Linked DNA regions of Homo sapiens: region 2 is linked to region 1. A link is a loop called in an ENCODE intact Hi-C map of the cell type or tissue named here. Cell type or tissue: heart right ventricle. All regions are shown on one strand. Each heading gives the region's core, and the rest is flanking DNA. Links, peaks and the distances in the headings are about the cores only.

Region 1 (2,928 bases), core at 226-2,725:
CTTCTTCCAATCAGGTGTATATCTTTCTCTCCAATGTCAGATTCAGACTTAGCCACACTGAAACCATTTAAGATGAAGTGTTGCAGCCTTCCTCTTGGGATTCCTCCCCATTATGTAGAAGATTTGCATGGCTCTTGAATACTTACTGCAAAGATTCTATGGACTTTTATTCCTGACTTCTCGTTCCCGGGACCCTTTGCTCCCCAGTACCATTGCCGACTCATTCACCTCTTATATTTGAGTCTTGACTGCCGAGAACTTCAGCACCTGCCTGCCCTTCCTACCATAGCTGAATTTTCTGGATGTGCATTCTTGCAAAATGGGCCAATAACTACTTGCCTTGTCACTGTTACTTTTGGTGAACTCTCTGGCTTAGATATCTGGCCTGACTTACCCTTCTATACACTTGCATGTGTGCACACACAAACATAACACACACACACACGCTCACACAAATATGCTAGCGAAACACTTAGTCCTAATTCCCTCAATCTACTCTGTCCTACTGCTAGCCAAGTGGTAACATGCCAATTTCACAGAGGTAAAAAGAACAATACCGAATAGTCTAAAGAATTTCAAGGGACTCAAACTCTACAGCACTCCACTCTTGTCTTTACTTCCTCTCTGCTCCCTTGTACAATAACTACAGATCTGAATCTAATGAATTACCACAGAAATGCTATAATTCAACATACAGTTGCATAAAAAGACTGCTTTCCTGGGCATATTCCATTTTCTATTTTCCAATTTACCTCTCTGTAACCTTCATTGACCCATGCTCTCAAGACTCATCTGAAATCCTGTATCTTCCTCCATGGACAATCATTAAATAGACTAAACAGTAACTTAAAAGAGCCTCAAAAAATGCATACTTCTATTTTTATACCTACTATTATATTGATTTTTCTTGAAAATTTTTACTCCTAATATATGGTTGATCTACGTCAATGTATAAAAAGTCTTCTTAAAAAGTTAGAAAAAATATATCATATTGGAATTAATGATTATTTTTTATTATAATTTTACAGATTATACAAAAAGGAAAATTGAGAAATAGATGTTTGAAAATCAAATGTGTGCAGTATCAAAATAAGCAAAATCAGAGTAGAGAAATTAGTAATCACATTTTATATTTAGCTAAATATCAACTGTAAATCTCACTGGTCAGATCCATAGCAAGTATTTGTCAAGCCCTAAGCTTAACACCCTGATCTTGTTCTAAGCAGTTTATAAATATTACCTAATTTAATTATCTCAACAATCCTATATAGTAAATACCACTTACCATTGAGGAAACTCAAAGCAGAGAGGTTATGTAAATTGTCAAAAGCCACACAGCTGATAAGTGATAGAAACAGGATTCAAGCCCAAGAAATCTCACTCCAAAGTCTACTTCTTAAACTATGTGGCTAATTAGTCTCTGCTTTACTATCTACTTTTTTGAAGGTGGTAACTCTGTTTTGTCTCCAATACATCTCCCAGGTTCCTAACCCCTACTGACTCTATTTATGTACTAATTCACTCTTTCTTCCTTACCTGCTCAAAATTGGTCTGTTTTGTTTAAATAAATAAGCAAACCCTGTGCTGTTTCTAATCATCTATTTGCATTAAGATTACTCTCTGCTGCCCCCTGGAGATAATTTGGTGAAATCAATGCTAAGATTTTTGTAAATTTATCTAGCAAATTCAAAAATAGCTTCACATTAAGATTTTGATCACAAAGTATGCTAACATGCCTAAATGTTATACATTTAATTTACATCTTTTGGAAACTGCTGCAACATAACAAATGACTACCTGATGGATAGTACAGATATTATACCTTGAAGAAATGTTGCTGAAAAAAACAAAAATGAATCTTTTGAGTTGCCAGGATGGTTTAATAAAACAACAGTGCTGCCAGGCATGGTGGCTCATGCCTGTAATCCCAACATTTTGGGAAGCTGAGGCAGGAGGATCACTTGAGCTCAGGAGTTTGAGACGAGCCTGGGCAACATAGTGAGAGCCCATCTCTATAAAATTTAAAAATTGTTTTAAAAGCAGCAGTGTAAAGAAATGGATAAATGGATGGATGGATGGATGGATGGATGGATGGATGGATGGATGGATAGAAGATAGATTCCCTATCTCATTGCATGAAAATTTGCAAAGATTGCCACCTTTGGGTACCCTGGAATGCAAACTCCAAGACGGAGTTTAATGTGAAGAATTGTTATTATATTAAGGAGTAACCTCAGATCATCACTTGGGGATAAGAAGGAACAGAAACTGATGTGGGTATAGGGAATCACACTATATGGTAGGCCCACACCAGAATCAGCTAGCCCTATGGGGAGCTATAGAGCTGAAACTGCCCCTTAGAGTTGTCCTCTGTTGTCCTGAAATGGGCAGATCTTTACACTTCTGCATCTATGAGTCATTTGTTATAGCCACGGGAAAGACCATGACCTTGGGTAAGGAAATCCATGAAGAGGCCAATCCCTGAACTGTGGAAAACACTGTCAACACTGGAGCAACAAAGTCCTTCAATGAAGGGGGTTGATGGTACCCCACAGTGTTTGTCTGCCAATTGAATAAATGTTGGAAAATAATCCACTCTAAATCTAGTCTCAAATGCAATGATATTCCACTCAGCCAATTGTCTTTCATTCCCAAGAAACCAAATTAATGGAAAATCTTGTCAAAAATATAACCTTGAAGTAGCTCTGCATTAAGATATTTTCTCCCTGAGGCAGTCAGGTAATTTTCATCTGTAAGTGTCAACTGAGAAATCCAGAAGATATGGAAATAAATTTTTTAAAGGAAAAGCCCAATCATATACCTTGGCTAAAAACTAACATCAAGGCAAAGCATGCTGAAGAGAGACAAGTATCATCTGATCTCCAGAACACCCTAATATTAAAGTCAAGAAGAGCAGAACATTTTAAA
Region 2 (2,928 bases), core at 279-2,778, 400 kb before region 1:
ATATCTATAATGAAAAGATACTGAAGGAAGGGAACCAGCTCACTGAAAGCATCTTCATACAGAACAGCAAACTCTATTTCTTTGGCATTCTGTTTAATGGGCTGACTCTGGGCCTTCAGAGGAGTAACCGTGATCAGATTAAGAACTGTGGATTTTTTTATGGCCACAGTGCATTTTCAGTAGCCCTTATTTTTGTAACTGCATTCCAGGGCCTTTCAGTGGCTTTCATTCTGAAGTTCCTGGATAACATGTTCCATGTCTTGATGGCCCAGGTTACCACTGTCATTATCACAACAGTGTCTGTCCTGGTCTTTGACTTCAGGCCCTCCCTGGAATTTTTCTTGGAAGCCCCATCAGTCCTTCTCTCTATATTTATTTATAATGCCAGCAAGCCTCAAGTTCCGGAATACGCACCTAGGCAAGAAAGGATCCGAGATCTAAGTGGCAATCTTTGGGAGCGTTCCAGTGGGGTAAGTTTGTGAGGGTGTTCCTTTTTGCTTGTTCTTCCCAAATTTAAAGCATAGTTAATTCAAGGAAAAAAATAAAATCAGTACTGATTTGTCAAAGAATGTATTGGATCTCTGACTTTTAAAACCGAATCAACAAACATTCCTTTTACTCCTGATGTTTGCAAGGGCTCATAATCAATGCTGTCAGGTGTAGAGAAAAAGTATAAGTCAATCTCAAGGACCTTATGTGTTACTTCATAGAATACTATAGAATTATACACCTGGAAGATACCTCACAGGTTGTCTTGTCCTGTCTGCATAGTTTTACAAGAAACAGGCAAAATGGTTTACAGATAATAAATGAAAGAACTGGTACACCTATGTCTGACTCCAAGTCCCTTTCTCTTTCTTTTCCACCATAGTTAGGGAAAATAAGCTCATTTGTGAGAGAAGTTGGCCTTTCGTATTAGTAAGTCCTGTTGAATAGAAAGCCTGGCTCCTCAGTCCTCCCTGTGGTTATTCATAAGCCAGTATGCCAGAAGGGCAGGGTTTGTTTATTTCACTAGAAAGGTAGTTTTCAAGAGGATCCTTGCAAGGCGAGTAGGAGGAAAATATTTTCTAGAAAAATGCTTATGCAATTATTCCGAATATCTCCCAGTTGCTTGCAATTGTTTTGGAAGGCTCTGTCAATCATTTTATTGGCAAGTTAATGATCTCTTTGAAGATTCAATTAAGGAGTTAAATATACGTTTAAATAAGTGAAATAGACATCTAGCTTTAGATTTACAATTTTCTTGAGCACACAAAATATGAAATATTTTATACAGTGAACATTTCACTCTTTGGGAAAAATAATCTATTGCTTAATAACATTCATAGCAGAGCTTCCCTGGGTGTAATGCCTCTGTCATGATTCAACAGATTCTAAAGATGAAAAAATTAGGATCTTGAGTTTCGGATACCCTGCTCTTAGCCAGAGTGTATATCCAGAAGTCTTGTATTCTTTTCCAACAGCCGATAATGCCATTTGCTCTAATTTTTAAGCAAAAGAAAATCTATATAGGTAACAAGGCCTATGAAGACCTATTTCTGTAACCTTTAATCATTTTTCTGCAAGACCAGCAGGTGGTGCTCCTCACTTTGCTCATGTTAGCTTTGAAATTTTGAGTACTGAGTACACTTCACTTTTTTATCCTCTCATACTTCTATAGTTAACTTTCCAAGAACATAAGTATTTATTTAATTTGACCAGATTATATCTATAGCTTAATGAGGTAAGACCAGTGATTTGTTAGTAAGGTTTTCCCTTTAAAAATGCTACATTTCCAGTTTTGTTCTAATTACTGCTTTCATGTTTCCTTTTAGGATGGAGAAGAACTAGAAAGACTTACCAAACCCAAGAGTGATGAGTCAGATGAAGATACTTTCTAACTGGTACCCACATAGTTTGCAGCTCTCTTGAACCTTATTTTCACATTTTCAGTGTTTGTAATATTTATCTTTTCACTTTGATAAACCAGAAATGTTTCTAAATCCTAATATTCTTTGCATATATCTAGCTACTCCCTAAATGGTTCCATCCAAGGCTTAGAGTACCCAAAGGCTAAGAAATTCTAAAGAACTGATACAGGAGTAACAATATGAAGAATTCATTAATATCTCAGTACTTGATAAATCAGAAAGTTATATGTGCAGATTATTTTCCTTGGCCTTCAAGCTTCCAAAAAACTTGTAATAATCATGTTAGCTATAGCTTGTATATACACATAGAGATCAATTTGCCAAATATTCACAATCATGTAGTTCTAGTTTACATGCCAAAGTCTTCCCTTTTTAACATTATAAAAGCTAGGTTGTCTCTTGAATTTTGAGGCCCTAGAGATAGTCATTTTGCAAGTAAAGAGCAACGGGACCCTTTCTAAAAACGTTGGTTGAAGGACCTAAATACCTGGCCATACCATAGATTTGGGATGATGTAGTCTGTGCTAAATATTTTGCTGAAGAAGCAGTTTCTCAGACACAACATCTCAGAATTTTAATTTTTAGAAATTCATGGGAAATTGGATTTTTGTAATAATCTTTTGATGTTTTAAACATTGGTTCCCTAGTCACCATAGTTACCACTTGTATTTTAAGTCATTTAAACAAGCCACGGTGGGGCTTTTTTCTCCTCAGTTTGAGGAGAAAAATCTTGATGTCATTACTCCTGAATTATTACATTTTGGAGAATAAGAGGGCATTTTATTTTATTAGTTACTAATTCAAGCTGTGACTATTGTATATCTTTCCAAGAGTTGAAATGCTGGCTTCAGAATCATACCAGATTGTCAGTGAAGCTGATGCCTAGGAACTTTTAAAGGGATCCTTTCAAAAGGATCACTTAGCAAACACATGTTGACTTTTAACTGATGTATGAATATTAATACTCTAAAAATAGAAAGACCAGTAATATATAAGTCACTTTACAGTGCTACTTCAC

What was found. Peaks named below come from ENCODE experiments on the same cell type or tissue, not always from the same donor. Only the 100,000 strongest peaks of a DNase experiment are listed, where the experiment ranks them.
Region 2: it touches region 1 in a loop (11-fold over the local background); 63 of 110 quality-filtered maps call a loop at or near these places.

Annotation. Positions count from the first base shown.
Region 1 is chr3:112,977,817-112,980,744 of GRCh38, forward strand. No RefSeq gene overlaps it. Among named protein-coding and RNA genes, the nearest start is that of CD200R1, 4.2 kb to the left of the region's middle. In heart right ventricle, for the core only: a CTCF peak has its summit at 1,634 (motif pointing left); no DNase peak of the experiment used is centred there.
Region 2 is chr3:112,580,857-112,583,784 of GRCh38, forward strand. It overlaps SLC35A5 (solute carrier family 35 member A5), which reads left to right. Exons shown (of 7, transcript NM_017945.5): 6 at 1-470; 7 at 1,815-2,928. The coding sequence ends at 1,880. Among named protein-coding and RNA genes, the nearest start is that of SLC35A5, 20 kb to the left of the region's middle. In heart right ventricle, for the core only: CTCF peaks have their summits at 1,569 (motif pointing right) and 1,769; no DNase peak of the experiment used is centred there; H3K27ac peaks cover 264 bases.